Linked DNA regions of Mus musculus: region 2 is linked to region 1. A link is a loop called in an ENCODE intact Hi-C map of the cell type or tissue named here. Cell type or tissue: heart. All regions are shown on one strand. Links, peaks and the distances in the headings refer to the core of each region. The heading gives the core; the rest is flanking DNA.

Region 1 (16,330 bases), core at 5,696-13,695:
GCCCTGGCTGTCTTGGAACTCACTCTGTAGACAAGGCTGGCCCTAAATTCACAGAGACCTGACTACCTCTGCCTCCTGAGGGCTGGGATCAAAAATGTATACCACCACTGCACACAGAAAAACGCTGATCTTAACAGAGAAGAGTAGAATTCTACAGTGATTGCTGGAGACTAGTTAAAGGTGGGGTAGCATACATAGAGAGTAAGGTGGGATAGTTAGTACCAAGCTACAGTTTTTAATAACTAATTGCTCATAGCACAGTAGGGCAACTAAGTTTTAAATTATAAACTACACATTTTATGCAGAATCTGGAGGTTTAATTCCCAGTACTACAAGAAAAAAAAAACTTGAAAAGAGAAGCTAGCTACTTCTGAATGTCACAATGAGATGGAAATGATCATTAAATAGTGCATCGGTGTACTGAAATGTCACACATGGTCCATACATATATAGGGTTATGTTATTTAAAAAGAAAACTTCTAAAGAGGCACACAATTAGAGTAGCCCATGTTGCTGAGGAGAAACACTCACTAAGCGACAGTGACAGAGTGTCTCTCTCGTAAGGATATGAATGGCCATGGCCTTGGGCAGACAACTTAGATCTAAAAAACAGGATTTGAACACAAAAGTAATTACAGGTTACATAAGACATAGGGTTGAGGTTGGATTCTAAGTCTGTTTTGAAGGCATCAGGGAGCCACGTAAACTGTTCTAATAGAAACATGGCATAGTTAAAGCAGTGCCCTAAGAGAAATAATTGAAAGATGTAGGAAGATACATCCTATTTGACTTCAGTTTTTAAACCCTTCCTACCCCTTCGGTAAATGTGAAATGTGATCTTTATTTGGTGGTACTCAGAACTGAACCCAACTCGATTACCTGGCAAGGGTTCAACATTGTCCTAAAAACTTGTCCTGTTGAGATCATAAGAGAATAAACCTGCTGCCAGCCTCATAAACAGACTCATACTGACCAAGTAGTTAAGACTCTAAGTGTAGCTGGAAACGTGGCTCAGCTGGTAAAGAAAGCATGCTTGCTCCCAAGCCTGGCAACTTGAGTCTGATCATCCCACACGGTAGGAGAGGACCACCTACCTCTCCAAGCATCCCTCCAACTTTCTCACATATGCACTTTCATGATAAATGTAATGAAAAAAAGAATATGAGAGAATATTTGAAGCATACGGCCTGGCTTTGAACTATAAGGTACCATCAGTAGCTCTCAGCCTTCCTAATGCTGAAACCTATTAGCACAGTTCCTCATGTTATCACCACCCACCCCAAACCACAAAATTATTTTTCTTGCTACTTCATAACTGTAATTTTGCTACTGTTATGAATTGTAATGTAAATATCTGTGTTTTCTCATGGTCTGAGGTGACCCTACTGAAAGGGTTGCGTGAACCCCAAAGGGGTCATGAACCATGGGTTGAGAACTGTTCTAGATTATCTTCAGGTTTATTTTAAAGTAAGGAAAGCAGATTAGACAGAGGTGTAACCAGAAATACGGACCACGAAGTGGTATACTTTCTTACATTCTTCTTGATGTGTGTGATAAACACAGATAGACTCAAGACTGGTTTTTGTCTTGCTAGGCATAATTGCAAAGATGGAAAACGAGCCACCAGGCAGTGGTGGCTTCCTTCCTTACTGAAACGCTGCAGTCTCTGCTGAGGATCCTGGTCCACCCTCCTCTCTGGGCTGGGTCAGCGTTGCCAAAGACGGCAACGTGCTCCGGTCTGGGCCTTCCGTGCAGAGTCTGATAAACCTCCTCCTGCAAGTGGCTGCAGTTCACCTCTCTGGGTCTGAAAGTCAACACCGTAGAGGCTGGAGCCCAACACCAGCATGGTGGCAATGCCATGTTAGTATTCGAACATGAAATTAATATCATAATACAGACCAGAGGAAGTAACCTTAGCAGGTGCTCCATAGACACAAAGACTATCTTCTTCTAAAGTGTTATTTGAAGTAGTAAACAGTTACTACTTCTACATAGGCCCTAGAAACAGAAACAAAATGGTGGGAGGTGCTCTGAGGCAAATAATTACCTTAACTGGCACCCAGATACTGCGTTCACTCCAAACTGTACTGCGTGTCTCTTAGCAGAGCAAAGCCCATTACCCTCGCTCTGCAACAGGGTCATCTGAGATGCAAGAGTGATGGTCAAGGCGACTGAGACAGACATAGGAAGCGGGCAGGGCTGGGCTTTCTCGGACCCCTAAGCACTGTTTGTATTTTACTAATATACTGACGGCTCACTCACACAGGCTCACTCACACATTTTTTCTAGTAGTTAAAAAACTAGACAACGACTGTCTTTCTAAAAACCCATTAACCATATATAAGCATACGAATATCACACTAAAATAAGCAAACATTGGTGTAATTTCCACCAATAGTTGTGTGAGGTATAAAGCCCTTGGCCGCATCAACCTTTAAGAACGTACGTAATATACTTAGGTACAGAACATGCTACCCAAGCCCATCAGAACCTTGAAAAATGGAAAACCAGGAAGGTCAGCAACCATTCTTGTCAGGCTGCAATAGTCTACCCCGCCCCCAAAAGGATACCGAGTGACTTGTGTCACCAGTTAGCACTAAGAGTGGCTTCCCAGTGAGGTAGCCAGGATTCCCACTTCTCGGAGCAGCAGGAGCAGCGGCCTTTCTCTGTTGAAATGCCTGCAGAAGGGAGAAGACAGTTACTGTGTACACTCACTTCCCCACTGGACGCCTGCCTTCCCTAACAGGCAATCTGTGAGCTGCATGGAGAAGCCTCCCTTCACCACACCGCAGCGTAATCTCCACCCCTCCCTCTTCCCTCTGATCTGCTTGTTGTTTTGTCTTGGGGAGTGCTGAGGGTTAAACTTAGGGTCTTGCGTATGCTAGGCAAGTGCTCTCCCCTGATCCCGAGCAGTCTGAATGCTGAAATTCACTACATGCTAATTCTGCCAAGGGTTGAAGCCAGGGACCCACTAAGGATCCCTTGACACTATTTCTCAGACATTGACTTCGTGCAATGTGCGTGCGGCCTGGCCGAATCCAGAGGAATCTAAATATGAATTGAATTTTAATGAGGTGACACAGAACCTGGCTGGTCACAGACTTGGAGAGAATGCTCTTGGTTTTAAAGGAGAGGCAGAAGAAAGGCAGACAGATGACAGTAATGAAGACCATAAACCAGAGGTCTCGGGGAAATACAGTTATTAATGTTCCAAAGTGAAGAAGCAGAGGAAGAGAATTCCTATGTGCTGCTTGCTGACTGAGCACAGTGAGCAGCTTTAACAAGTTCAGTAGTGTTTTGGTTGGGTCCAAACAGAGCATCAGAGTAAATGTTAATGATGCACGCGTACTGAGTATCTGCCACTCTAGCTAAAATAGTAAATGTCGAGACTTCAATTAAGACCAAAGCAGGCCTTAATATTTGGATTCTGTTTCGCACACATTACAGAAACAGATTATTGCTTTTCTATGAAGTAGAGTGTGAGATTTTATTAAAGATAATTTTATAGGAGAAAGAGAAGGTACTCAGAAAGACAGACAGACAGACAGTGTGGATACTGGCTCTGCAAAGTGCTATTTCTGGGACTCAGCCTCTGAACTCTCTCAGAGGGAAGGCTGCTGACCCTGAAGTGAACGATGAAGTCTTGCTGTAAGGAGACCCCTGGCTTGACAGTCAGGTTGGTCTGTCGGAAGCTGACAGAGACTTTCTGGATCCCAAAGGTCCCATTGGTCTCTATCTCGTAGACGACCTGAAAAACAAAAGGAGCATCCATTAACCAAAATAGCGTGGGCTTGCTGTGTTTAGCACAGAAGACTCTCCAGTCTGTGTTTTAACTGCAAGCCTGAGGCTTACCTAACAATCAGAACAGACCCAAAACAATAGCGTGTAAGGATAAAGACGGCTTGATATTGCAATCGCACGTAAAACAGACCAAATGCAGCTCTTAGGAGGAGAATTTGAGTTTCCGTACCTGGGAAACGATATTCTGACATGTGTTTCCAGCCAACAGAGGAGGGCTGGCTTGTGAGGCAAGCGTCACAGGAACCTGGAACTGATAAGAGAGAGAAGCATTATCAACCGAGATGGAAAAATAGCCTTTCTCTTGTAGTGAGAGGAGAAATGCACTCCAGCTCTGCATTGAGCTAAAATGAATGGTTTGCTTTCTCCTGAACCATCCCAGTTTTCTCTCCTTCCACTGCCAGACAACTTAAACTCAGATCATGCTGAGTCAGCACATCTCAGTACACTGGTTCTATCAGAGGTGAAGCAAGGGCCGCAGCCAATCAGACGTAAAGAACCTGTATTTCCCTCTTAGACATTCGTATGCCTGCTATTGTATGGAAAGACTTAAAGACACCCATTCTAAACGCAGCATTTAGCTTGGTTTAACACAGGTGTTTTCTAAACATCTCACTAATCTTTACTTCACGTGAAGCTATTTCTAGAGCCACATTTGACTGTGGTATAAAATAGCTATATTCTCCCCCGTTATTACAACTCAGAATGGAACGGCCTCAGACAGATAGCAGCCAGGTATTGTTTTTCCTGATAAACAGCATCATACCTTCATATTCTGAAGATCAGTCACACCTCTTGGAACCTAGGACAGATGAGGAATGATAGCATGAGGGTGTGTATGCCTTTCATAAAGTCACCAGGACTTTCCACTTCATATGACCCCAAACAGACTTTGGTAGGGGAAGATGGGAACACTGGAGTGGCTTCTGATCTATCACCTGACTCTCCGCTCACTAAATATCAGAGGAGAGCTGGATGCCACACTAGATTGAATGCCACAAACCCAGACAGAGCTTGCTCAAAAAGCGAGAACTTTGGGAAAAAAAAACAGGGGACCGTCCATCGCTCCTTCACTCTCAAGAAAACCCATCAGTCAGGATGGTGAGAGGTTTTATCTAAGCTCCAGCACAGGGATTGTTCTACAGCACACAACCGTGGGTGGCACATGAACTTCACCGTGAGGCTGAGTGATTTGAGTGAGGAGAGTCCGGAGAGTGGGGAAGAGAGGAACGACCTACCTTCAAGACTCTGAAGTTATAGTAAGAGGCAGCATCCAGGGCTGGCTCCGAGGTGCAGCTACTGGCCAGGTCCCTGAAGAAACGAGGACACGTTGTGCTTTTACTCTCTAGGAAACCTTATAACACAAAGAGGGAAGACAGCACTGGTAAGTGAGAAAGCCTATTTCCAAAAAAAAGCCAAAGGCCGGTGCACTCCTGCCCCGGACCCACCTGCAGGGTTGCTCTCGGCACAAAGTCCCCCAGCTCCCACCGCTGCAGGCTGCCTCAGTAAGCTCACCACAGACCAGCTCGGGTAGTAGGTCAGGATGGGATCCCCAGCCTGAATAAAACAGAATTCATTCGCTGTGAGGTTGGACTCAACAGCCCAGGGAAAGGAAGCAGAAACAAAGGTTAACTAGGTAGTTCTGATGAGCACGGTTGACCTCATCCTAGGAGGGTACTACAGAGTTACAGGGCCAACTGTACTCTGTCAGGAAAGCCAGACTATCCCAGCCCCTCCCCCAGGCTCACCCTATAGAATAGTACTGGCGGCTGGGTTTCTGGTGGCATTGAAGGGAAGGACTGGCCTCCGAACTCTGCAGCCAGGGCCTGGAAGTTGGTTGCATTGACTGTTTGGAGCTTCTGGAAATAGTTTGCTTTTGCTAATTTTTTTTTTTAAGAGAACAGAGAGTTAGATGAAAAGCATTTCTTTTTTAAGTACCTGACATCTTCGAAGCACAACAAACACACATTATCACACGCAAATGAACAGCGGAGTTTAAGAAAGAACTCTTAAGATGGTTCGGCTGGTCAAGGCAATTGCCACCAAGACTGACAACAACCCGAACTTATCCCTGGGACCTATATACTGGAAGGAGAGGAGGGCTAACTCTCACAAGCTGTCCTTCCATCTCCACAAGCATGCTATAGTATGTATTCATGTCACATGCATGTGTATGCCACCCACATCCCAACCCCAGGAAATAGGTGTAATTTTTACAGAACGAAGTACTGCTCGGGCATGGATGGGTGTGCTGCCGCCTGGTGTGCACCCCACCTTTCCTGCTCTGCATCTCCAGGAGCCGAGGCTTCCGGCTCTGTAGCGTCCTCCAGAAACTGCCCAGAAAGGCTCTTTACCGCCTATCAAATCAGTTACTGCCACCTTTGTATGCAAAAGTTAAAGTGAACTGGAGAAGGAAGATGAGCTCAGAGAGTCAACAGCTATGGACTCTTTTCATAGCTTTTCTCAGGAAGAGAGAGCCACAGCCAGTTGTGAGCTGCCATGTGGGTGCTGGGAATTGAGCCTGGGTCCTCTGGAAGAACAGCCAGTGCTCTCAGGGGTCAAGCCATCTCTCTAGCCCCACAGATGACCACTTGCCCCCCTCATTTCAGTATAGGTGTATTGGTTGAAGTAGTGATAAGAACAGAATACAGACATACAAGCTAAGGCTATATTCATATACACAAGTATATTATTCATATGTGACTTCATATATAAGTATATAAATATTCTTGTTGGTGTCCACCAACTGTACCATCAGCCAACAATTTAGAGGTAGTTACACTCTGATATAACTGTGGACGTGAAAAACCTACAGACCATCTCATCCATCCCCTTAGGAAATTTGGATCCTCTGAGGCAAGGGTAGTTGCAAGGACCTCAGAGTAAGGTAGCAAAACTAGGAGCAGATCCCCAACCCCCAACTTGCTGGTCTGCAGTTTTCCCCCTCCACAGTGCTATAGAGGCCCTCTTAGGAATAGCACACCCTTCACCGCCAGTGATTATTATCAAGACATTTTATCCACTGTGAATAAATATACAGTTTGCTCTTTTCTAAAAAATGATATATTTATTTTTATTTTATGTGTATTGGTGTTTTGCTTAAATATGTCTGTGTGAGCATGACAGATCCCCTGGAGCTGGAGTTACAGCCAGTTGTGAGCTGCCATGTGGGTGCTGGGAATTGAACCTGGGTCCTCTGGAAGAACAGAGAGTGCTCTTAAGTGCTGAGCCATCTCTCTAGCCCCACAGTTTGTCCTTTTAAGGCACTGACAGCTTATCTGGAGGAAATCATAATATTCACATAAACTGACAATCATACAAGGAACTCTACAAATTCTTAAGGAATGACTTAGGACAACGAGTGTCTTAGAACTAACTTCTGAGGATGGGCTCACTTGGGCAGATGACAGAAGATTCTTAGAAGAGCTAAGATGTTCGCAATGAATGGAGAAAAGAGGGCCACTTGAGTCAAGGGGGAAAGCAGATAAAAGTTAGGAAAAATTTAAGGCACAGCTTGAGGACAAAGGACATGAATTCGTCCAAAACAAAAGGGCAGAATAAAATCATGAGAGAAAAGTTTTCGGACAAAGAAAGAGAAAGAAGGACACAAAGAAAGAAATCAATGCAGATTGCCAGGCTAAAGGTGCTGAGCAGTAGTTTAAAGGTGGTAGAGTCTCATGAAATTACTAATGTTCTTATTAACTAAAAGTAAGAGGGTAGTGGTAAGAGGGGTGAGCGACAGGGAATCTAAAAGAAATAAGAGAGCTGGGAATCCCAAAGACAAAGTCACATCTCAATAAACATTCAATGATAAGAGCTGTCAAACTCGTTTCTACTCACAGTTGTTCACACGGACACAAAACTGTGTCGTTCCACTGGAGTCCGTGAAAACTCTGGAAGGGAACGGGGAGTTGCTCCTGAACATAAGAGAGTTGTCCACACATACCCAACTTGAAGATCTGTGAGGAAAGGTGAAGATACTTAAGAGAGAGACATGGAGTACATCTAGGGAAGGGGGCCTTACCCCACCAATGTCTGATGCCAATAAGAGGGGTCTCTGGGCAGAGGTGCAACACTCAGGTTTTGTTTTACTGGATGGCTCAGCATTCCCAGGAAAGCCCAAGGGGACATCCGACCGGGAGACAGCGGGTAGGAAACTCACTCTTACTCCTCCACCGGAGGAGCACCGCAGCTCACCTTACACTACCAGGAAGACAGAAGGAAAAGACTGTTCTGGGATGGAGAAGATCGCAGTCCTTGTCACAGCAGCAGTTTAAATCGCAGGTACCCGGAGTCAAGTCACAGACACAGATCGGTAAAGCTGTAAGTACAAGAAGAAAAGCGAGATGAAGCTCCCCCAAAGTTTTCCCGCGCGGACAGCCCCAGTGCCAGCTACGTGGCAGGGCAATTTTGTCTACACAATTTTAGATCTGAGAAGTCAGTATTTCCATCCCGTATCCCGCCGCATCACCTGGAAAGGGGTCGGTGGTCGCGTTCACGGGCATCGATAGAGTCCAGGGAGTCGGACTCTCAGACGAATCCGGAGGAGCTGAGGTTGGCACTTCGGGCGTCACTGGCTCCAGGCCCCAGGAGGTGGGGAAAGCCCGGGCTGTGGAGGAGGGCTGCGGTCGGGCGGTCTCAGAAAGCATCAGGACCACCAGCAGCAGCAGGTGCAGCTGCAGGGTGCACATAAGGCAGCCTGGCCGCAGAGCGGTGCGACAGGAGCCTGGGTCTCCAGATACGTCCCAGGAGCCCTGGGAAGAAGAGTCGCGTACTTCGTCATCAGCTTCCGTCTGCGCATTGGCTCAGGCGGGAGCCGGGTGCTCTTCAGCCAATGGAAGGCCGTGTTGTTACGACCCTGAGCGTCCTTCATGCTGCTCTCCTCCTTAGCGGCGCGTGGTTCCCGTTACCTGGCAACCGCTGGGAGCCTCGGGGGCGAAGGCGTCTTTGCCTGATCCCGCCGCTAGATGGCAGCTGGCAGAGGGTTGGCGCGCTTTACGGACCTGGAAGAATTGGATGAAGTCATCACTGAGAGGAAGACCAAGAGGCACAAACTGAGATCTTACCAAGGTAAGAGGCCCTTTCTCTGGAAACACCATGAACTCAAGGAGAAAAACATAGAAAGTCACATCCCTTACGTGTGCCGGGAAACTGAGTACCTGATCACAAAGTTTAGGCCAAACTGGCTACTGAGTGAGACTCTGATCCCTAAAACAAAGACAAATGAACAAAGTCCCAATGATGGCATGAGAGATGGCTCAGCTTCTAAGAATATTTGTTTTTGTTTTTGTTTTTTTCAAAGAACTGGGGTTCGCTTCCCAGAACCCACAAGGTGTCTCACAACCATCCGCTGCTCCAGTTCCAGGAGATCCATTGCCTGTGCCATCTTCTGGCCTCAGTGGGCGCCATCTGACACCCGCAGGTGCAAAGACTCAAGCAGGCAAAACACTCCTCTGCATAAAATCTAAAATAAAATTTAAAAATGTCTCCACTTTAATTACTATGGTATTTTTTAAAAAGCATAATAAAACAATGCTTATTTCAACTCCACGAGTTTCTTTATTCCCCGCTCCCTGTCGCCTAGTCACAGTTTCATGTAGCCCAGGCTGACCCTCAAACTCAAGATGTGGTCAAAGATGGCTGAATTTCTGAACCTCCTGGGTCTGGAATTTTAGTCATATAGGCCACCTTCATGCACTCCTGCCAAACACTCTATCAAGTTAAATTTTATTTTATTTTTTAAAAAGTGTTAGTTAGTGCATTATATCAATAAATGTGATCTGTATATTTGTTGCTGGAAAGGGTAGTAAGGGAAGAGGTTCAGGACAAGAAAACAGGATGGAGAAGAGTATGAGGACTTAGAGAAAGTTACAATTTAGAAACATTTTCTGAGGAGAAAGTAAAGATACAGAGATGGAAATAGCCAAGGAACCAAGAAGCAAGCTAGCTGATTGCTCTTTTACGGTTTTATCATTAAGTTCTGAAACACTCTCTAGTATGTGCTTGCTCTTCTCAGGAGTGGCGTGGCCCTTCTGCATGCCTAATAGCACAAACATTCTGTATTTGCACTAATCTGAGACACAGGCAGGCATGGCTATGGCACACATGATAGGCATGCAATGCCTGAGCTGTTAAATATTTAATTTTAAAATTGTGACTCAAGGTTAAATAACCTCAGGTAACTAATAGCCATTGCAATGTGCAGTTGGATTGTGTATGATCAAAATCCAGCCAGCTATCTCCCTGTGCTCACAATTCCAACATTTGGGTTATTTTAATTATTTGGGGGAATAAAATAACATCTACCAGGAGTTACCTAATCCACTCCAGTCCACTCCTTAAAACTGATTTTGGATGTCTCTCTTTCCAATGAATCTCCTGGGCTGATGGCTCTCTTTTCCAATGAATTTTTTGGGCAGATAAGATTTGGGGCACTTGAAATTGCCCGTATTTTCCAAGAGGATCTTAATTTTTTTTTTTTTAAGATTCGTTTATTTTATATATGTGAGTACACTGTCTCTCTCTCCTCAGACACACCAGAAGAGGGCATCAGATCCCATTACAGATCTGGAAATTGAACTCAGGACCCCTGGAAGAACAGTCAGTGCTCTTAACCGCTGAGCCATCTCTCCAGCCCACGATCTTAATTTTTATAATGCCTTTTAATTTTTAGCTTAAATATATCTCTATGCTCTAAATACTCTCAAACATTTGTATGTGATTGGGTGGTTAATTATGTGTGTCTCATGTGTGGGGGTGCCTGTGAGGGACAGAAGAGGGGGTGAGATTGCCCTAGAGCAAATTATATTACTCAAATTATATGTATTTACTAGAATATAGTTTGTGTAAGGTAAGCAGTTTTCTTTCTTTCTTTTTTATTAGATATTTTCTTTATTTACATTTCAAATGTTTTCCCCTTTCCTAGTTTCCCCTACCCCCTCCTGGTAAGCAGTTTTATCTGTCTTTATTTGATATATACCCTTGTTTAAGTCATGCTAGCTTTGTTCATGTGTGAACATTCAAAAATATACACTGAAGACTGGTTTGTTGAACTCCTTTAATTTAGTTCTTGGGAGATCACCTTATTTCAGCTTGTGCTTATCTTTATAAGCTTTGTTTTATATCTGATCATAAAATCTTTTAGATCTCAAAGTTTAGAGTTTGAATTTCCACTCTGGAATTATTCCCGGATGATTGTTGGTAACCTTGGACTGGTTGAAATAACCTCAGGGTTGCCCGGTAAGGAGACACAGTTCAGCAACGTGTAAGTTATTTTTCCTTCAAGCTTCAACACTTAAGGGCTGGGGTCAGCTCAGGGCCAGAATGCTTGCCTGCCCTCCATGCTACAGGTTCTATAATCTGTCCCAGCACTGGAAGTGGGGCACGAGTTTATATCTCCATCTGACTTTTCTGTAATTTGTGGAGCTCTGAAGAAGAGGAAAGAAGAGCGTTAGGATGTGTTCCCAGTCTTGCATCTTGATCCAGTCTGCTATGTTTTCAACCACATGCCGAATGCTTTTCTTCTGAAACACAGGCAGCTGCTGGAATCATATGATCCAGTTCGGAAATCTCTGCTTCTAAGATGATGTCATATGAATGCACCGGAAGCCGTGGCTCCACCTTAAAACTGGCATCTGCCTGGCACATGGGAACACATTTTTCCCCCCTCAAATTCTCTTTCAGATTTTATTATTAGATCCCCGAAGAACTGAAGATTTTTATGTTACAGGTTCCAGCAAGCAGAAAGTAGGAAGAAGTTAGACAAATTTTTGTTCAACTGTCACATTGGGGATGAACTCTTCTCAATCACTCCCTCACTGTATTGTAAAACCAAACATCACAGAAAGCCTGCTGGGCGTTCAGACTCATGTGCAGACATGGGCACACCTTGGACTTGAAAAACACAATAAGAGAATTTCGTGAAGACACAGAAAGCAGATGATGGATCAGCCTGATTCCATCTTAGGATATAAAGCCATTTTGTTAGAAGGTCTGAATAAGTTGTTTCTATTTGCTGCAGAATTCAAGTTTGGCGTGCACCTACCTTACCGTGATAAGATAACAAGCAACCTTGAGCTGTTCTGTCAAGAGGATCTGTCAAATACTCCAATCTGCTCTCTGCTTCTGTAGGATTGGCGTGCGAAATCCTTATGTTACATCTTTTCCCTATAAAAGGAGGCATGAGAAGCCAACCAGGACTGTATCTCAAACCCTGCTTTAGAGAGTCACTTCTATGCACAGTAAATAAAGCTTGCTTCTTTGGTTTTCCTTTGGATGGTGGTCTTCATTCTTGCCTGGAGGATTAGCACAGAGATCTGTGAGTCCCCCACCTGCTGTAGCTTTGCCATCATAGAGCCTCTCAGGAGGAGAGCAATCTCGTCCCCTTCCTCTTGTGGAAAACATTTTTGATCTCCAGCTACAGTTTTGGCTTCACGAGAAACCTTACCAACGCGACAGATCCTTGAGCTATAAAATCTCTTGTATTCATTGGGAATTTCCACACTCTGATGGTCAAGAAGTCTGATTTAGAGGCAATCTTTTCAAAGGCAAAAATCTGGGTTGTTCTGTGCACAGGGGCTTTGCCTTTGTCAAGTGTGTTAATGAGAGAGATGCTGTAGCCAGAGAGGATGACAGAATGATTGCTGGCCAGGTTTTAGCTATTAATCTGGCTGCAGAGCCAAAAGTAAGTTGAAGGAAACAGGTGTGAAATGCTCTGCCGCAGGGACGTACGGTTCTTCGCTTGACTTGGGCTGTGACCGCCAATGGAATAATTATGACAGGATGTGCAATTACCCAGCATGCATCACTTCTTCTGTTGCTTGTGCTGTGGTGCCTTCTAAATGTAGTATATGTTGGGAAACTGCTCACAAAGCGGCAAAAGTGGATTCAATTTGAAGATTGGACACCTGTGATCTCAGAGAGTTGAAAGATGATCTTCGGGCCATTAAGAAGGAGTTGACCCAGATAAAACACACAAAGTGGATTCTCATCTGGAAAACCTGGAGAAAAACTGAAGAAGAAAAAAAGCAACCTGGCAGACTTAGCCTTCTCATTTACGGGAGAGATGGAGAGTGAAAGGTCTGGAGAAGAGCAGAGCAGCATCTCTGCACCAAAACGTAAAACTGATGAGAAGACGGAGTCTAAGGCAGATGCATATGAGTGCTGAGCAGGTGGCCTGCTGGATGATGAAGGCGGTGGTGTGTGTGCGCGCGTGCCTGGATGTGCACACGCTTGTGTGTGTCCAGCTGGAGTTGACCAAGGATGATGAAAGAGAGACCGAGGAAGGAGAAGATGACTCTTAAGCACATCGTGGAATTTAGAAAAGTTTTCCCATTATTCCTTTACCTAAGTGCTTGTGTGAGAGTGAATTAAAAACAGATCCTCTTTGCTGGTATCTTCTGCACGTTTTCACTGTCCTCTTTCTCTCTGTCCTCCCTTTGTGTCTTCCCTCTCATTGTCCTCCCTTTGTGTCCTCCCTCTCATTGTCCTCCCTCTCTCTGTCCTCCTCATACTGTCCTCCCTCTCTGTCCTCCCTCTTACTCCTCCCTCTTACTCCTCCCTCTCTCTGTCCTCCCTCTCACTGTCCTCCCTCTTACTCCTCCCTCTCACTGTTCTCCCTCTCTCTGTCCTCCCTCTCACTCATCCCTCTCGCTGTCCTCCCTCTCTCTATCCTCCCTCTCACTGTTCTCCCTCTCTCTGTCCTTCCTCTCACTCCTCTCTCTGTGTTCATTAATTTACAATTGCCCTGCATCTGGCTCCACTTTCCCTTCCTTCGATGCTCCTTAGTAGTTTTCTTAAGACTTACCCTGTTACGTTTTGTTTTTAATTTTGATTTTATTGGCTTAACAATAAAAAGATGATATTAAAAAAGAAAGATGATCATGAAAAGGTGCGGTCAATGATCATAGGCTTTATAATTATGAATGTATATATGTGAAATAAGGATTTTTACCTAAACTATATGAAGAACCCAGGAGAATTGGCCAAGATTTGACTAAGGTCTTTATGAAAGAGTATATCTACTATAATTTGGATCTGAAGTGTCTCAGAGGATGGGCCTATGGTGCTGTTGTGAGATAATAGAACCTTCTAGAAGTGGGCCATGGTAGGAGGAAATTTCCTGGCTTCCACGAGGTGAGGTGAGTACCTTTCTTTTGCCACGTGCTCTCTCCTGACTTCTGCCTCACACAGGTCCTAAGGCTCTGGGGCCAATTGAGCATGGGGGGGGGATAAAACGTCCAAAATGGTGAGCCAGAATACCACTTCTTTCCTGAAAGCTATTGTGTCAGGTTCTTCATCTCAGTGGTGGACCACAGCATCCAAGTGACTAATAAGCAAAGGAGGAGAAACAATGCTATTATTAATCAGGGAAATCAGAATCAAGACAATAATAAAATACCATACCCCACAGGAGAGCAAAAGATAGAAGCCCCAGCTAATACAAAGTCTCAGTGAGAATGTGGAATTGCTAGATTTCCTCCTTTTCCCTCCTCCCCACACCTCTGTTTTGAGCAAAGTCTTGTTTTCTAGCCCAGGTTAGCCTTGAACTCATGATGACCCTGCTGTGTCAGCTTCCTGTGTTAGCCTATGAGAAGCTGACATTGTGGCTTCACACTTGTTACCGGCGGTAGGGTAGATTGTTGCTGTCTTCTATTTGGCCAAACATATTCAGCCCCTATGACAAAATACATTCTTTCACATATGTACTGAAATGTATATGTATTTGCCAAAAGAGTGTGAGAATACTTATCATATAGCACTGTTTATATCGCACCAGTGATCTCATTAACAGCAAAATGTATACGTCATAATGTCGTTTAGTCAGACCCCTTCTTCAGTTAAAGAAAACCCAAAACAAGGCGAAACTGTCCTGCTGCTAGAGGCCTGGATGATGGGTTTGTTTGAGGAGAGTTGTCAGCGGGGCAAGCTCAGTGCTGTATTCTGACTTGGTCATCAGTTTCCTCAATTTACTGTATGAGTGTATGTTTTCAGTAATTCTGTGTGCTTTTTCTGTCTTTTTTTGGGGGGGGTGTTTTTGGGGTTTAGGGGATTTTGAGTCAAGGTTTCTCTGTGTAGCCCTGGCTTTTCTGGAAATCTCTCTGTAGAGTAAGCTGTCTGCCTTGGAGCTCACCCAGTAGAACAGACTGGGTTTGAACTCAGAAATCCACCTGCCACCGCCTCCGCCTCCCGAGTGCTTGGAGCAAAGGTGTGGGTCATCATTGCCTGGCTAGTTCTGGGCAGTTTTAATGAATTTGTGCCCTCATGTTTCTGCCACCAAGGAAAAGGCAGAGCTCAAAGGTCCCTCCTATTGTTCCACCCACCTTCCTCCTGCTCCTCCCCTTGATGCAGTTTTAACTGCCATTCATTTTATAATCGACATGATTTAATTGATCATCTAGGTTATTTACAAATGGTTCACAGTAGGGTGGGGTGGTACCTTTAATTCCAGCACTGTGGAGTCAGAGGCAAGATGATCTCTGTGAGTTCGAGGCCAGCCTGGTCTACATAGCAAGCTCCAGGACAGCTGGGACTACATAGGGATACCCTGTCTCAAATCCAAAATGTAATAATAATAATAATAATAATAATAATAATAATAATAATAATGCAGCTGCTCACAAGCGTTGACTAAGTAAGTCAATGCATGGTGTTTATATGTTACCTGAAGATAAAGTTGAATGGCGCTCTAGTGGAATTCAGCCTGCCTGCCTCCCTCTTCTTCATCTCCCTTTCTTTTGAGCCTGTCTCATTAAATACCCCAGGATGGCCTTGAACTTCAGTCCTCCTGCTTCAGCCTCTTGCACTCCAGGAATGCAGGTGTGCGCCTCTATACACAGCTTCAGCTCCTTGCTTTTCCATGACCCCAGCCATTAGCCACTTTACATATTCTTGCAATACAGTTAAAATAACTTTGTATATTTGCATTAAGGCCACACATGTGTATTAGACTCGACCTAAAGCGATGGTTTCTGGTCTTCAGTGAGCACCAGCCCTGATTGTTTCTGCAGTTTTATTGTCTTTGCCATTAGATCAAGCTAGGTAAATTCCAATTTGTCCCAATTTGGGGTATTGGAATGAGATTTTGTGGGATTTTTCCCTCCTGTGTTCTTAAATTGAGAAAGAGGGGACTATGACCCAGTTTCTGTTAAAAGGTTGTATTTCCCATTTGCAGGTGTCCAGTACATCATGCCACGGGTGTTTCATATAACATGGGGAATTGGGCTTGCTTCTGATGTACAACAAATCACATGAAAGTTAGTTGAGTTGAACAACAAACCATTCTTGTGACTTCTTGGTCCCAGCCTTCTGGGCTGGGCTGGCTTGGCAGGACTGGATGGTCTCAGATGACCTCACACGGCAGACTGGCTGGGTCATAGTGTACAGGCTGGGAAGGCACACATCTGGGAATACAGATTAGCTATGAATCAATAAAAGAGAGTTGCTCCCTTAGGCTGCAGTCTCTGTCCTTTTCATGGTGGGTGCCTCCTTGATTTAGAAAGCATCTTAGCTATCAGGTGTTTTTTTTTTTTCC
Region 2 (16,330 bases), core at 3,320-11,319, 47 kb after region 1:
CATCTGGTACAGTTTATGCAACAAAGAGGCTGGAGTGTTGATATTCCCCTATTATAAACATTGGCCATATTGCGTATCTGATGAGTTCCAATCCGGTGTGGTTACAATCTCAATTGTTGCTTCAACTTTTCCTATTTTGACTAATGGTATCTACTTGGGATTGGCCCCAAGTGATTCTGGTGTGATCCTAGCAGTTTTGGATGCCAGCCCTGCTTTCTGGTGTAACGAAATGCTTCAGACTCACGTTCTCATCTGCGTCCTTCCTTAGGCTTGGGCTCAGCTATTTTCCCAAGGAGTCTGGTTTATTTTAGTGGGGAATAATAGTGAAGATCACTGTCTTGGTCTTAGGAGCTACAAAGGAGGAATCTTTAAAGAGGCTGCATCTACAAAGGCTGATTGACTTTAAACTACAATGAAGCAGAGCTGTTGGGATGATATGGGCCCAGAGCTAGTTACCTTATCCTGGGCTAGCTTTAGCTCTCTCGATAGCCAGTCCTCACCCACTGTGTGTCAGAACTAACAACCAGTGACAAATAGATTAAAATAAACCCTTTGAATCCATTAACTTAGCAGACACTAGCTTCCACCAACCCAAAAGCTAAGAATGCCATTAGATAGCATCTTGAGCCTATAGAAAAGGCTCCCCCATCTTGCTGTATCTATCTCTCTGATGTACCCACAAATGTATTTTAAACTTGTCTTGACTTATGACTTTCTTTGTTCCGTAGAACTATAAACGTCATAATATTACTTTTATGCTGGAGGATGGAATTTGGGGCAACCTAAATCTGTGTTCCTGAACCATGGTCACTAAAATGGCTCAAGAAATAAACTATCTCTTGTTCCCTCTGGGATGAGAGTTGTGGTTCTCCCACATCAGCAAATAGAAGGCAGTACTTCCGTGAGAACATGCAGGCATGCAGGAAGGAGCCCATGGATATTTGTGAAGATAGCATTCAAGACAAGAGGAAGAGCAGAGCACATCCCTGAGGCTGGACCAGAAGGAGCCAGAATACAGTAAATTAGAACAACAGAAATGGAGCAAAGGCCACGAGGGACCTGGTGGGAGTTTTGTTCTTCTTATCATGAGGTGGAACCATGGCAGAATTTCCAGCAAGGGAGTGATAGAATCCTTTGTTTTATGTTGGTATTGTTGATGCTTTGTCAGAGACTTCACTGACTAAGCAGAAAGCAGGAGACTGATGAAGAGGCTATTACGATTCAGCTGACAACTGGTATGCTCTGGATAAGTACAGCAGCTGAAGAGGCAATGAGATCAGGTTCTGGATATGTCTTGAAGGAGGAAACCACAGCACTGGCTGAAGGATTAGACGTGCAGCGTGAAGAAAGGAGATTGAAAAATGACTCTAAAGTTTATGGGCTGAGATACAAATGAGATTATAAAGCAGCATGGTACCATGGTAGCATTTGATAGGGTGAGCACGGTGTTTTTGTTTCTGCCCCTGTGGCAGAAAGCAAGGAGACAGAGGTAGAGCAGGCCCAGAGCTATCGCATAGAAGAATGGGAATTTTACCTATAGATTATAAAGGCACGAGGATCCTTAAACGCAGGAATAACATTATCAAGATACACATTGCAGAAAGGCCATCTGTGCGGTGGTGTGGAGAATAACGGAAATAAGATTGACAGCCCCAGACCTGTGGGTACTAATGAAAGGTGGCCAGGGAACAAGGCTGAAGCATGTGGCATTATAGGAAACACAAAGGTCCCGAACTCCTATTTACCTAGGTTCAAATACCAGCTCTACCACATACTAGCTTCATCAGGGTACTTAATCTTGGGGCTAGAGAGGTGGCTCAGTGGTTAGGAGAACTGACTGTTCTTCTAGAGGTCCTGAGTTCAATTCCCAGCAGTCACGTGGTGGCTCACAACCATCTGTAATGGGGTCCGATGCCCTCTTCTGGTGTTCTGAAGACAGCAACTCACATATGTACTCACATACATGAAGTAAGTTTGTTTTTTTAAAGGTAGGTAATCTTTGTGAGGTCCTGGCTCATAGTCTATAAAGTGAAAATACTAATAAGGTTAAATCACTAGGTTATTAGGATGATAAATGAGTTAATAGGGATCTAAAATTCATGCGATACATTTTATTTATTTAATCATCATTATTACTGCATAGAAGGGATTGGCCATTGGAAAAACAGTAGCCTTACTCACTTACTCGGGCATGCTGTTGAACAGAGTTTTATAGGGGTGAGATGTTGTATAGACTGTATTAGCCTGTGCCTAAAGTGAAGCAGATGATATACATTAAGTAAAGTTTAGATGAAATATGACTATCTTAAAATAAATGAAAGTCACATGTCATTAAGCTGGAACAGAGAAGGAGGTGGACACAACCAGTTGTAGGGCCACAGGATCAAGGAAAGGAACAGTTACTAAGTCTTGGAGGGAACAGGTTAAATAAAGCCAGGATCTTGCGCGCGTTCAACTGGCCAGGAAGAACGACGCTGCTACAGGATCCTTCTGCACACATTTATTCAGTCCTGTTTCTTCTTTCTCCATATATCTCCCTTGTTTATATCTCCCTTGTTTATATCTCCCTTGTTTTTATATCTCCCTTGTTTTTATATCTCCCTTGTTTTTATATCTCCCCTGTTTTTATATCTCCCCTGTTTATATCTCCCTTGTTTTTATATCTCCCCTGTTTATATCTCCCTTGTTTTTATATCTCTCTTGAACCCTGGGCCTCTCACTCTCTTATACTCTCAGTTCCCATCCACGCACAGCAGGCCACGCCACCTCACCAGGCATGCAGCTTCAGCTAATCAGGGCAGCAGGGGCAAATCTCCATCAAACTGGATTCACCTGTATCCTGGTACACCTGCGCAGCACTCAAGATGTTTGTGTCTTATATGAGGAAGTCAGGTGCAAGTCATATGACTTAGCTGCAGTCCCTGGCGCCTTTGGGACTGCCGCCACACCCGCTCCCCACACCAGGAGCTTTGAGAGAGGCAGAAATCTTAAGCAAGAAGCACAGCTAACATCAGGTAGTCCAGGAGGTCAGAGGAGCTAAGGAACCAACCTTTTGATGCAGACAGCATGTGGAAGCAGGGAGGGTATCTTGGAGGGGCAACTCCAAAGCACCCAGCACACAGAGATGATCCGGATTGCATTCTTGGATGAAGGCACCCTCTAGCTGGGCTTTAGAGACTTGTGGGCAGTTTACAGTCACCACAAGTACTTGGTTGAAACTGATTCTGGGCACTGTACATGGCGGGTTGTGACACTCTCCCGATCCTGTCCCCGAAACAGACAGCTGCTGAAACTGTGACTTATGGTCATGTTGCCCAAACCATTTGCATGGGTTCTTGGACTCGTTATTTTAAGGAGGTTCAGAGAGAACAGACATCCTTTTCAAGCAGGGTAACTGAACATGAATTGTATTTACTTACACATTAAAAGGCTTCTAACTTCTTTTCTCCCTGACCTGGGATACTGGGACACCATGTTGCAGTTGTTCAGGCAAAGATGAGAGGCAAGCACAATGGCAGAGGTTGCAGAAATGGAGAGGAGGCAGATTTGAGAATGGCAAGGAATAGAACAGTAATATTTGGTCACCAGTAAGATGTGGGCAGTTATAGTTTTACAGAGCAAAACAAAAGTCCTAAGTCAAGACAAGTTTAAAATACATTGGTGATGACATGAGAGAAGTGGTTAGAGCAAGGAGGGAGGCCTTTCTGTAGGCCCCAAATGCTATTTGATGACATTCTTAGTTTTAGGGTTGGTAGAAGTTAGTGTCTGCTAAATTGATAGATTTCAAAAGGTTTTTAATCTGTTCCTCACAGGTAGTTAGTTCTGACACACAGGCGGGCAAGGGATGGCTCTTCAGGAAGCTAAAAGCTAGCTCACACTAATGTAGTTAGCCTCTGGACCTGTTACATTCCAGCTTGCAGTTTCTACAGGTCAAGCAGTCTTTGGAGACATAGCCTCCTTCCAGGAGCCTTGGTTCACAAGAATGTGTCAATTACGAGAGACTCAGGGAAGGCAAAGTCATGATCTGTGAGAAAGACAAGAGGCACAGGCTGGTGGCGTATTTGGTTTTTTTTCTTTTTTAAAATAGAAATAAAAACAAAAAACAGAACCAACCAAAATTGTGGGAAAAATGTAGACAGCATAGAGTTGACAGTATTAACCATCTTCGGCTATCGTTCAGCCTTGTTGAGGACATTTGCATTATTGAGCATTCTCCAGAACATTCTCGTCTTGCAGAACTGAATCCTCTGTGCTTGCTTTGTACCAGGATTTATCTTCCAGCAGAGAAACTTAACTACTTTAGATGCTAAGGGAGGAACTGACATAATGTAGGAGATTGAAGGTGTAGGAAAAATGAAACGGTTTTTTTTTCTAAGGAACTTACGTTAAAAATACATTTCATCGGTAAAAGAAGGACAGGTATATTTAGCTCTAGCAACTTTCTTGAGTAACTTTCTTACTTTCTATTGGAAAAAGGCAACAATACAATTATAATAATGGACTTTTTTGGTCCAGAAATAAAATTGAAATTTAAAGCAATTTTCAGACCTTTAAACAGGCTCTTGTATCCTTGCCACCTCTTATGTAAACTATTGTCATGTGACTGGGAGATAAGACGTGCTCAACTATAATGCTTTTCTGATACCAAGGAGCTGTGCATACAGAGCAATAGGATTAAACAGCACACAGCACTCCACCATCAGAACCATTAACTCCTGTCAGGAGATTTGTGTAGGATGAGTTAGTTTGTTATGAAAGGCTGCTTCTATTACTATGTATTCAATTCAGATGACCTTCAGTTTTTAAAAACAAATTATGTGTGGGAGGGTGGGAGAAGGGTATGTGTATTTGGGGAGCATGTATCGAGGTCACAGGACAGCTGGTGGGAGTCTGTCCTCTCCTTCCATCTACCAAGGATTCTGAAGATTGGATTCAGGCTACCAGGCTCCACAAGCACTGAGCCATCTCTCCAGGCCTGAACTTCATATTTTTTATAGAGCACACATGCAGTCACAAAGCCACAAAGATTGCTGATATTTGCAAATATCTCATTATGTCACTTAAAACAATGTTATTATCATAGGACAATATCAAACCAATATTCATGATTAGAAATGCAGTTTAAACTGGTTCTAGAGAAGGCATTTATTAGAGTTTTCATTTAGTGTGATTAATTATTCTTCTAAATGCAAACTCCTATAGTTATGCACCATTAAGTAAGATACAGAAAGTCTTGCTATATAGTTCTGATTTATCAAAGTATCCAGAATTCACTGAGCACGTTCTGTGTGGCAGGCACTGCATTGTGCAAGGGAGCAGACATCTAAACTGAAAACTGAGCCCCGCCCCTTTACAAATACACGAAAGTGTAGCAGAGAACACATTTCCTTCAAAGCAACCTTAAGTGGTCACTAAATAAATGATTTGGGGAAGAACTATGTCTAACGGTAAAATTAGCTCCAGACACGAATTCTCTGCTATAAAGGAAATACAGAAAAACAAACAAACAAATAACGACAAAACCTCCATGAACTAGGAATCAGAAGGCTGGATCTATAGTCGGGCAATGTGGCTGGCTGTTCATTCATGAACTCACTTGGGGTTTACTGAGTACTGTGTGTGAGCACTGTGGAAGAATCTGTCGTTGGAAGTGAGGTGGTAAACAGGAGGGGTCGTCTCCATGCCTTGTAGCATGCAAATAGGGGCAGGTGGCTTCGTTTTTCTTGCTGTCATCTTGGGTTGATGGGACTCCGCAGGTCTCTTTCAAACCTCACAACTAAGATTACAAGCAGCTTTTTAAGGAGAAGCTGTCCAAGTGGCTTTGGGATCTGAGGACTTACACCGTCCTCCCTGAGGGCCAGCCCACACTTCAGACCTCTTCATTTCAAAACAAGTTCACACTTCACCTGCATTTGGGTCACCTTACGGAAGCCTGGGCGTGGCTACCCCTGTACCTAGGGCTTTGGAGGTAGGAAGTCAAAGCTGGAGAAAAGTGGATGACGTTTGTCATTTCACAGCTGGCAAGAGGTACCCAGTGAGCAATTTGCTCAGTGGTCCCATAAGGCTTTCCGGACAACTGTGTGGCTTTGCCTGCAGCTTCCCCCAGTGCCTGCATTCTTCTCCAATGAGACTGAGGAGTGATTGCTCATCAGGGACTGGGAAGGGGTCAGCTCTATGTGGTAGGAAGAGCAGCTCTTCCTCTCACAGGTGTTGAGTCTCAAGGCTACCAACATTATAGTTGCAAGGCTTGGAGCTTTTTCCTCTTTTTTCTTTCTCTTTTCTTTTCTTTTCTTCTTTTTTTTTTTTTTTTTTTTTTTTGGTAGTAGTAGAAATGTCTTTTTCAAGGGATAAAAGTAGATTTTCTGTAACAGAGGGGGTGAGAGATCTATAACGGAGGAAAAGAGGAAGGAAGGGGAAGGAGAGAGTGAGTTTTGAACACATACTACGTCAAGCCTAGAAAAAAGAAATTACAACCCGGTGAGCTTTCGAGTAACTAGGGGAAATGAGCTGGCCGGCTCCTCTCCCAATCTGTATTTCTAGTCAATGAAAAAGACATCGGGCTTGAGGTTCCTTCCGAAACCGGGCTGGCTAATTTAGCCCCTCCCACAAGCCCTAGGGTCTGTTATATCTCTGAACCGTGAGTACCTCTCTCGCAGAAAGCCACCACAGCAAGCAGAGACAGCAAAAACAAAAAACACCCAAGACAGACGAGGGAAGAGGAAGGAAACAAAAAGCTGCCCCTTATGGAAGATATAAAGGGTAAGACCAGAACTGATTTGATCCAAACCCTTCAGGGGGAAAAAAAAAGCCCAGACCCAAAGAGAGTACTTGAAAGAACCAAAGGCAAAGAGCCTGAATGAACTCTCCCTGTCTCCTGAGCGAGGCAGAAAAAGCTTTGGGAAACAGACAGAGCTCAGGGTTGTAGTGCCCTGGAGTAGGCTGAAGTCGATGAATATTCATAATTAATTGGTATGCAGATGTGGTTTTTTTAAGCGGCAAGTGACTGTTTTTCCAGTCCTCTGTACCTAAAGAGGCAGCTGCTTCATCTACGGTCTGGAGTCATCTAGTGTCGGTTTGGGTCCCTGGCTTGCAGATGTTGGGTTCTGCGTGTAGATTTGTTTTGTTCGAATTTCCTGCTGGGACATTAGCAAAGACTCTCGCTCCTTCTCTGCTGGGAGTTGGACAGGCAAGTTAATGTGGCAAGAGGCTGTCACAACAGGACCCCAGAGTGCGTGTTGTAAAAATGCTGTAAGCTGTGTGGGGGAGTGTGCTTGTCCCTGAGAGGGAGAAAGGGGTGGAGGGAAGAAAGGAAGAGTTCTCTTAAAAGAGCAGGTCAGATCGAACTGACCATGTTAGATTTTTGCCTACGAAACTGCAAGGGCAGACTGGTTTGCACAAATGGTGTGCAGTCTCTGCCTTTTACCTCTTTTGGGCATTTTCTGCCAGGACCGAGAGCTAGCTGCTTGCCAGTCCTTGGGAGCCAGGAACAAAGGGGGAATGTAGGGTCGCGAACCTACTTCATCGCACCGCCAGCTTCTCACAGGCTCACAGATTTCTATCACGTAGGATGCAGAGGGACTAGAGAACTAGCAAACAGATTTCTTCCCACGTAGAGCAGACCAAAGCTGTGTGGGCTTCCTAAGGTTTTATTTACTGTGTGCTGGGACCTGTGCTCCTTTCCCCATACGTGCCGCTCAGCTTCCCTCTCATCAGCCATATAAGGTAAGTGTTGTCCCTATCACCTCCACTTCCTGGAGGATTCAGTGCTGGAACTAAGAGCAGAACTCACCTTGGGATCCTGTAATTAGGAAGTGGCAACTGTAGACGCAGGCAAGGCTACTTAGGAAGACGGAAGCTTGGACCACTGGATGCTAGACTTGTGGGTCTCTGAAGCTCGTGGGGAGGAGATGAAATCTAGTCTATGCAGGAACTTGTATTTTTTCGTGAAGTCTACACCACCAATCTCAGTTGGTGTTAATGGTCATTCCTTCTGGGAGAGAGGCAGACATTGTTATTCTGTATGGTCTTTTACGAAAGAGAGGGTCTGAGGCTTGGAGGGGTTAGAGCCTATGAATCAAACGTCTGTCTAGGTGTCAAAAAGTCTTACATCTAACTAGAGTTCTTCTACTTCTGGTTTCTCTTCTGAACATGTGTCCCCACCCCCCAGCTAGTACTCACCAAGCTACTTTCAGTTCCCCAGGGACCTGGTCTTTCCTCCTGCTCAGTCAGCAGCAAGGCACTTTCCTCCATCTTGGAGGCCTAGCTCACCTTTTTTTCTTCTTTATCCTGGAGTCAGCCCACCTCTGTTTGAGTTCAGCTCCATCTCTCTCTCTCTCTCTCTCTCTCTTTCTTTCTTTCTGTTTTTTTTTTCTGTGAGCCTCAGCTTTCTCACCTGTGAAATGGAGAGAATAATACCTGTAACTAATGTAGACTGTGTGCTCAATAAATACAGACTACTGCTCTTACTCCTAGATTTTTCTTGAATATTGCTCTCCCTGTTAAGCCTTCTCCCATCCTTTGGCCTAGCTCAGGACCTGCCTTGGCCACCTCAACCAGTTTTAAAGTGGTGTTCATCACGCTCATTTTCCTTCACTCTATGACACTTTTTAGCCCACAATGCTAATTTTTGGATTCAACTTTGGATGTATGATATCAAGTGCTCAAGTGCACCTTTTTTTTTTTTTTTTTAAGTCTTAAAAAGAATAGCCACTTTGTCCAGGCAGGCAGAGTGGTGGGAAAGAGGCCTCTGTCATGACAGAGGGCAGAAGGTGGCTGGGTACTCACGAACCAGCTTCGGAAGTCACTGGGGAAGAATACTGAGCTAGGTTATTGATTCAGTAAAAGCCACAAGACAAGTCCGTGGCCCCGAGTTGGACTAGCAGTTTTCACCACATAAGGTCTGTAATGTTCTCTGATGTCCTTATGATGAATCAGCTCCTAAGCCACAAGGATAAGTCCTTGAGGTTGACACTATCTCAGAGGCGATGCTGTGCTCTGTCTAAAGGGTGCTTCTTAGGCCTTTGCCCAAGTCCAGAAAGTTCCTGTCAGCCACAAGAACCTTGAGCTCCTTAGTGGGCACTCAAACAGTGTCTAAAGATCGGTTATTATTGTAGTTGATGTTCATTCAAGAGTCGGAGGGCTTACAAGGAGCCTTTGAATTAGTCGTAGAGCTTCCCTCACTTGGATGCAGACAGCTCCTAAGCAGTCCACATCTTTCTCAGTAGATACTCTGAAAAATGAAATGCCCCTCTCTAGGTTGATGGTCTTTTTTTTTTAAAAGAAAGAGTTACAGTGTGTGTGTGTGTGTGTGTGTTCTGACACACCAGAAGAAGGAGTCAAATCCCATTACAGATGGTTGTGAACCACCATATGGTTGCTGGGAATTGAACTCAAGAAGTCTGGAAGAATAGCCCATGCTCTTAACTGCTGAGCCATCTCTCAAGACCCTAGGTTGATGGTCTTAATTGATGTGACTTCATGCTAAGACACCGGTTTGTCCCATACAGTCCTGGATGGACTTCAACCCCTAGTCTCCGCTCAGGCAGGGACCAAACTGGATATTTTTAGATGTGTCCTAGCATACCTTTGCTGTCTCTGAACACAACATGTCTTTTGATAAATAGCATCTCTCTAAGTCCCACTTTATAGAAATTTTGCTGTCTGAAGCATCGTGTTATAGTAACAAAAGAAAATCAAACTCTGCAGAGTCTGGCCCTGGGTAAAATCATAATGTACATTGTTTGTTCCCAGCACCACCCCCTTCCTCTCCCTGGCATACCTTCAAAGCAATTTGACAAATATTGTTTGTCTGCCAGTTGTAAGTACCTACGCCAGCTCCTTGGGATATAAACAGTTTGCACATGATATAGTAGGGAAAGGAGACATATGAAACCAATTCTAATAGAAGCCAGATTCTGTCAAGTGCTAATAATAGCTAACATTGATTATTATGTGCCAGATGTTATAATGGCTCCTATATGTTGTCTCATATAATCTTCACAGCAACTCTTTGGTATTGATTTATGCATGTCACAGTAACAGGAGGAAGTTGCTTAGTCAAAGTCACACAACTGGTAAGAGGCAGAGGGGACATTTTTGACTATGTGGTCAGTCTGCAAAGCTTGAACTAACAAACGAGTCCTTCCTCCTGAGAGCCACTAGGTCAGTCCAAAGACCGTGAGTGCCACGAGGAACACAACTCAAAGAGTGGGCTGCTTTCAGCTGGACTTAGAAAGATAAGTGAATTGCAGTGCCCACAGAAAGCCCCTCCCTTCCCCAGACAACAGCGCCAGAGGAACATTTCTTGCTAAAGCTGCAGCCCGGACTGAAGGGTGAAAAACTCCTCTCCACGGCTCTGAGCAGGATCTATCTGCATCTCATCCGGTAGATTTAAAGGCAGAATTGCAGACTAGAGTCTTGACCATGGGTTTGGGATTACCAATCATGCAATTAAATACACATTTACAGAATGACCAGCTGCGCGTTAAATGATTTCCTTAACCTTGACTTCTCTGCATAGTAATAGAGTAAGTGCTGAGCTGTATCTGGCAGCATGAGTTTGTATTGCTTCTCATTGGCTAAAGCACCTTTACAGAGTCTTTCTCTCCCCACGAGGTGTTCCGGTTGCTTCTCTGCTCTGTCATCAGTAGTCGTGACCAAGGAATGAGTGTTTAATTCAGGTGTGCTGGCTGGCTCAGCCTGTATAGGGTGATGACAAGGCCTGTGGAGAATTATGTAGAGCTTATTCCTTCAAATATTTGGGGGAAAGTCCAAAACCAAGAGTAGCCCTTGTGGTGAAGACTCATCAGACATTTTGATGATTTGACAGAGAAAAGAGGGAAGGCATGAGCTTTGTTTACGTCACGTGTATGTGCATGTGTGTGTGTGTCTTTGTCTGTGTGTGCATGCTTGTAAGTGTGTCTCTCTCTGTGTGTATATTTCTGGGACTGCGTTTCTCAGACTTTAGACACAAGCATCATTGAAGATCTTAATTTTCAGAGTCTCCTTCAGAAGCGCTGGGGTAAAGCTGAGGTCCTGCAGTTCTTCCACGGGCCGAGTGGTGATTGGACGCCACCACCACCCTGACTGGCAGTGCTACAAGGCCGTGCATGTCTTAGTCTGTTTATTTTGGTACCAGTAGATCATACCCTCTCTGAGCTGCCATGTAATTCACTATGCCATTGCTGAATAACAGGAAGCCTGATTCACTTATAGGCAAAGAAAAATTCATTCCCTACAACCTGAGTTTCCAGCCTCTAGTTTGCCATGATCTAGGACCAAGTGTGTACCTTCAGCACACAACTCACTGCAGAACAGAAAGCCCTTCTGTTAGGGTTCTTCAATATTTTCACTTTGAAAAAGATTTATTACATCTAAGGATGATTACGTGTGTGTTTGTGTAGGTGTGTGCACGTGAGCATAGATGCCTATAGATGCCAGAGGCATTGGATCCCCTGGAGCTGAAAGTCCAGGTGGGTGTGAGCCACTGACACAGGTGCTGGGAGTGGAACTCAGATCCTCTCCAAGAACAGCTCCTAAGAGCTCAGCCATCTCTCCAGCCCGTTTTCAACTTTCTCTGTTTCCCCAGAGTTCCTAAGTCCCCCAAGCTTCTCTCATTCTCCCCTTTCAGCTTGAGCAGGGCTGGAAGCTCATGTGTGGCCGCCTGTGGAAACCTGTGCTCGATCTAGGAGTGTCAGGGGGCCTGCGGGTTCCCGGAACTCAGAGCTCTGAGCTTGGCCACAGCAAGCCAGGCCCACCCTATGCCTGCACTGCACACACAGGGTGGAAACGATCCTAGCTGCAAAGATCGGACAGTGGGTTCAGAGAGGAGTGCTGAGGCCCCTTAGGTTTGGAGAAATGAAGCTGTGCAAGAGGTTGTCTGAGCAGCACACAACCCGGACTTTCTGTCCTGTATTATCAAAGTGCTTAGAGACCAAAGTGGAGAATCTGACCAACACAAAGAGGTGTTTCCATTGACTTAAAAACGTTTTGTTGTTGTTGTTGTTTTGGTTTTTTGAGACAGTGTTTCTCTGTGTAGCCCTGGTTGTCCTGGAACTCACTCTGTAGACCAGGCTGGCCTCGACTCAGAAATCCACCTGCCTTTGCCTCCTTAAAAACATTTTTATGTAAGAAATGTTTGACCTAGATAAAAATCACCACACACACACACACCCTGACCTCCAGACAAGGCTTGCGATCTTTCTGCCTCAGCCTCCTGGTGTTGAAATTATAGGCATGTGTCACCAAGCCTGGCAACAAAATTCTTTATAAAAGGAGACAGTAAAAGCCGGGCGTGGTGGTGCACGCCTTTAATCCCAGCACTCGTGAGGCAGAGGCAGGCGGATTTCTGAGTTCGAGGCCAGCCTGGTCTACAAAGTGAGTTCCAGGACAGCCAGGGATACACAGAGAAACCTTGTCTCGGAAAACCAAAAAAAAAAAAAAAAAAAAAAAAAAAAAAAAAGGATACAGTAAGTAACAATGACATTTCAAAACAAAATGGGGGCGGGGGGGGGCAGGTTTAGACTAATGCCTTTGAAGTAGAATACAAGAAAGTAAAAGATGTGAAGGAATGTAAGGAATTATTTTTCGTGGTGGAAATTCAAGGAATGATTTCAGAGATGTTTCTTTTGGCCGCATACAGAGTATGGTTGCCCAGTTCTTACACTGATACCCGTGCCACATTGCATGCCGGGAGAACTCCATGTACCCTGTTAGGATGAGGAGAGGCCACACTTGAGAAAGCTGGCTGGGCCACCCCTTTCATCTCACCTTTACTTGGTACTGCCTCAAAGTTCGTGATAGCTCTGGCTTTTAGTGAGGGTGTGATTCACAAGTATTTTCCATTTGGTAGCACAGCCTCAGTTAGCACACATTTGACAGTTACGTAGCTGATTTAACAATTTCCGTCTTTTGCAACACCCTCAATAAACATCAGCGCAGGAAGTACTTCCTTAAGTAGGGTTGTGCCCCATGAGAATGGAATCCCAGAAGTAGGAGTTCTGTTTAAAACCTGTGAACATTTTCTGAAGCTCTCGGTTGCCATTGCTAAGTTGCCCTCCCAAGGCCAAGTTGGTTCCCAAGGTGTGAGCCCTTTGAGCCATGGCCGCTTCCTGTTTCCAACATCCTTGATGGCGTTAGTGACTGGTTAAAATAATAATTACATCCACCTTAAAAATCTTAGTAATCCTTCAGTTTCTAGGAATCTTTATGGCGCTTTTCACACGGTATGCTTAGGCTTTCACATAATGTCCACATTCTTTGCTCATTTATTACTAATTTGCATTTTATGTTTTTAGTTTGATTTCTGTGATCCATCACTAAAGAGATTTAGCTTTCTGCAGTACTTGCAATAGTTTTGTGGAATCTGTTCCTTATGGATATGTTACTTTTAAAATATAAAATTGATCAGTTTAATCAATTTAATCAGTTAAATCAGTTTAATCTTTTAAATTAGGTTGTACTTCATCTGTAATTATATTTTTCTCCCAAGTGAAATTACAGTGTATGGGTATTCACTGTGTATGTGTTTATGTTCCACATGTAGGTGGAGTCCCAAAATTCATGTTGATGTCTTCCTTAAAAATGGTCAACCTTATACATTAAGGTGGGGTCTCTGGATGAGCCAGAAGCTTGCTGATTGGCTGGCTAGTCAGCTCTCAGTATCCACCTGTCCCTGTTGCTCAAGACAGGCATTCTCAGCGATACCTGGCTTTTTACGTGGGTGCTGGGGATTTGAACTTAGGTTCCCAGGCTTTATGCAGCAAGCACTCTTACCTACTGAGCTAGCTCCCTGTGCCCAGACTCCAAGTACTTGGAGAGAATAAATTGTGCTAATTTGTGATAGCAGCCATTATTAGGACTCTAATATGGCAAATATTTAATAAATTGGTATGAAATCGCTTTAGGTACCATACAGATGGATTTGGGTCACAAACTGTTCTAATCATTTTACAGATGCTAATTTAGTTTTGAAACACAACCAGAGATTGGTGCTATTTAATTTGGCAATTTTACTGATATTTGAGCGATGAGGGCAGTAAGCTACTTAGCTACTGCCTCTCAGTTGGAAAGTGTGCCGTTCAGACTCAAATCCTGGGCGTTGGTCTCGTTATTTGGAGAGATGGTTTACATACCATATGACTCATGCATTTGAGATCTACGATTCAGTTGGTGCTAGTGTATTTACACTATTGTGGATGAGTGTCACAATCAGTTTTAATACGTTTTATCATTCCAAGCCCTCTGTACCCATTAGTAATCACTCCCATTTCCTATCTATTCCCCAACCCTCACCCTCTTCCAAGCCCTGGGCTCACATGGTCTAGTGTTTATAGTAGCTCTGCCTATTCCAGCTATGTCTTGTCTATTCCAGTCCATGTTGGATCACATGTTAGCTATCTGTCCATCACTCAATTGATTTGCAGGCTGTTTCACATCCTGGGTTTTTTTTTTTTTTTTTTTTTTTTTTGTCCTGTAGGATGGCACTTTGAATGTGTTTGAACAAACTTATGTATAGACAATACCTTGCATTCCCATAGGGATAAACCTGGCGTGGAATTGTTCAGTAGTGTCTATGTCTACTCACTTGAGGCACAGAGAGACTATTTACCAAAGTAGGTGTGCTATTTTACATCCCAGAGTGTGATTTCTAGTGTCTCTGCACCGTTGTCGTCAGTACTTGTTATTGTCTGTCATGGGTTAGAGCCTTCCTTCCTAAGAGGCGGAGTTGTGTCTGTGTGCTTCGGGTCTTGTTTCTAGCGGTTGATGCTATTCTCATGAGATCTCTGGGCAGCTGTGCATCTTCTTTGGAGAAAAGCTCATTTGGATTTTTTTTTTTGCCAGTTTTTAAAAGTTTGGCTTTTTAATTATTGAATTGCAATGATTCTTTATATGCTCCTTTTGTTCAAATATATGACTTTTAAAATTCTTCTATATTCTGGTTATCTTTTCATTTTTTAAAAAAAAATCTTTTGCTGCACAAAAGTTTTACATCTTAACAATATCCAGCTCATATTTTCTTAGCATCTTATGTTTTTGATGTTTTGATGTCATATCTAGGAACTCGGCACCTAATCCAAAGCCATGAAGTCATTTATGCCCGTGAATTTATTTATTTTATGTTGTGTGTTTGTTTTGCCTGCATATCTGTGTACCACATGCATGCAGTGTACAAGGAGGCCAGAAAAGGTCATTGGATCCCCTGGAACTAGAGTTGCAGATGATTGTGACCTGCCATGTGTGTGCTGGGAGTCAAACTGAATCCCCTGAGAGAGCAGCAAGTGTCCTCAACTGCTGAGACATCTCTCCAGTCTCCCATATTTTCTTCAGCATTATTTTTAATGGTTTTTATCCCTATATGTAGGTTTCCAATCCTTTCTGACTTTCTCTTCCCCTCTCCACAACTTCTTCTGGACTATCCAGTGGCCTCGGCGTTGTTTGTTGAGAGGATTGCTGTTCGCCTCGGTGAATTGTCTCGGCATGGCTGAGAACACACGAGAGTCTGTTTCTGGAGTCTCAGTCCTGACCACTGAGCTTTCCTGCTCTCATCCTGCTTTTGCTCCGGTCGGTCCTCGTCACTGTACCTTTCTAGGGAACTTCACACTCAGATGTCTGAGTTCTCCAGCTTGGCTTTTCCTTCTCAAGATCATTTCGCTCTTATGTGTCCCCTGAATTTTCAAAGGAATGTTAGGCCCATCTTGTTAATTTCTGCGAAGCAGCTGCTTGAGAGTGCGGTAAGGATTGTGCTGAGCACACATGTATATGGAGAAGGCTGTCATCAAAGACTGGGGCTGCAGCTCAGTGGTAGAGGTCCTCTAAGCTCAAGGCAGCCTCTAGTACTACAATGTAAAGAGACAAATGAATCATACGGCCTCTTATCCATGAACAGGTGGTAGCTCTTATTTTTATTGGCATCCTTAACGTTCTCTAGTAACAGTTTATTGTTTTCAGACCACAGGCTTTAGGTTCCTTTTGTCAAATTTATGGTGAAGTTTCTCCCTTCATTTTGATGTCTTTGTAAGTATAATTGGAGCCAGGCACAAACTATGAGCCTCAGTGCTTCTCAGGCAGAGGCAGGCAGGTCTCTGTGAGTCTTTTGTTCATATACACTGTCCATCTTTATTTCCAGTGCATCTATTCCACATTTAAACCATTGGCCTTTGAAGTTAATGTTCACTGTGGTTTTGGTGGAAGAATCGATGTAGTCTATACTTGTTTTTACCTTCCGTTCTCTTTTGACACAACCTTTGCTTATTCATCGTCATGTATACAGCTTCAAACATGTGGATGATAGATATCTCACTTTTAAATCTGTGGGACTCTGAAAAGAAAT

What was found. A loop is a pair of places that touch in the nucleus more often than their neighbours do. Peaks named below come from ENCODE experiments on the same cell type or tissue, not always from the same donor. Only the 100,000 strongest peaks of a DNase experiment are listed, where the experiment ranks them.
Region 2: it touches region 1 in a loop (2.2-fold over the local background); 5 of 42 quality-filtered maps call a loop at or near these places.

The regions. Positions count from the first base shown.
Region 1 is chr19:40,603,656-40,619,985 of GRCm38, forward strand. Tctn3 (tectonic family member 3) reads right to left here and starts at 8,576. Exons shown (of 14, transcript NM_026260.3): 1 at 8,270-8,576; 2 at 7,996-8,119; 3 at 7,639-7,757; 4 at 5,547-5,677; 5 at 5,247-5,355; 6 at 5,037-5,152; 7 at 4,565-4,600; 8 at 3,971-4,051; 9 at 3,623-3,748; 10 at 2,571-2,678; 11 at 2,048-2,142; 12 at 1,651-1,804. The coding sequence starts at 8,489. It also overlaps a transcript of Entpd1 not described here and the pseudogene Gm16027. In heart, for the core only: a CTCF peak has its summit at 8,762 (motif pointing right); a DNase peak (open chromatin) is centred at 8,676; H3K4me3 peaks cover 1,397 bases; H3K27ac peaks cover 1,030 bases; H3K27me3 peaks cover 333 bases.
Region 2 is chr19:40,653,142-40,669,471 of GRCm38, forward strand. It overlaps Entpd1 (ectonucleoside triphosphate diphosphohydrolase 1), which reads left to right and starts at 6,629. Exons shown (of 10, transcript NM_009848.4): 1 at 6,629-6,759. The coding sequence starts at 6,744. In heart, for the core only: no CTCF peak of the experiment used is centred there; DNase peaks (open chromatin) are centred at 6,590, 7,130, 7,680 and 8,190; H3K4me3 peaks cover 2,451 bases; H3K27ac peaks cover 1,741 bases.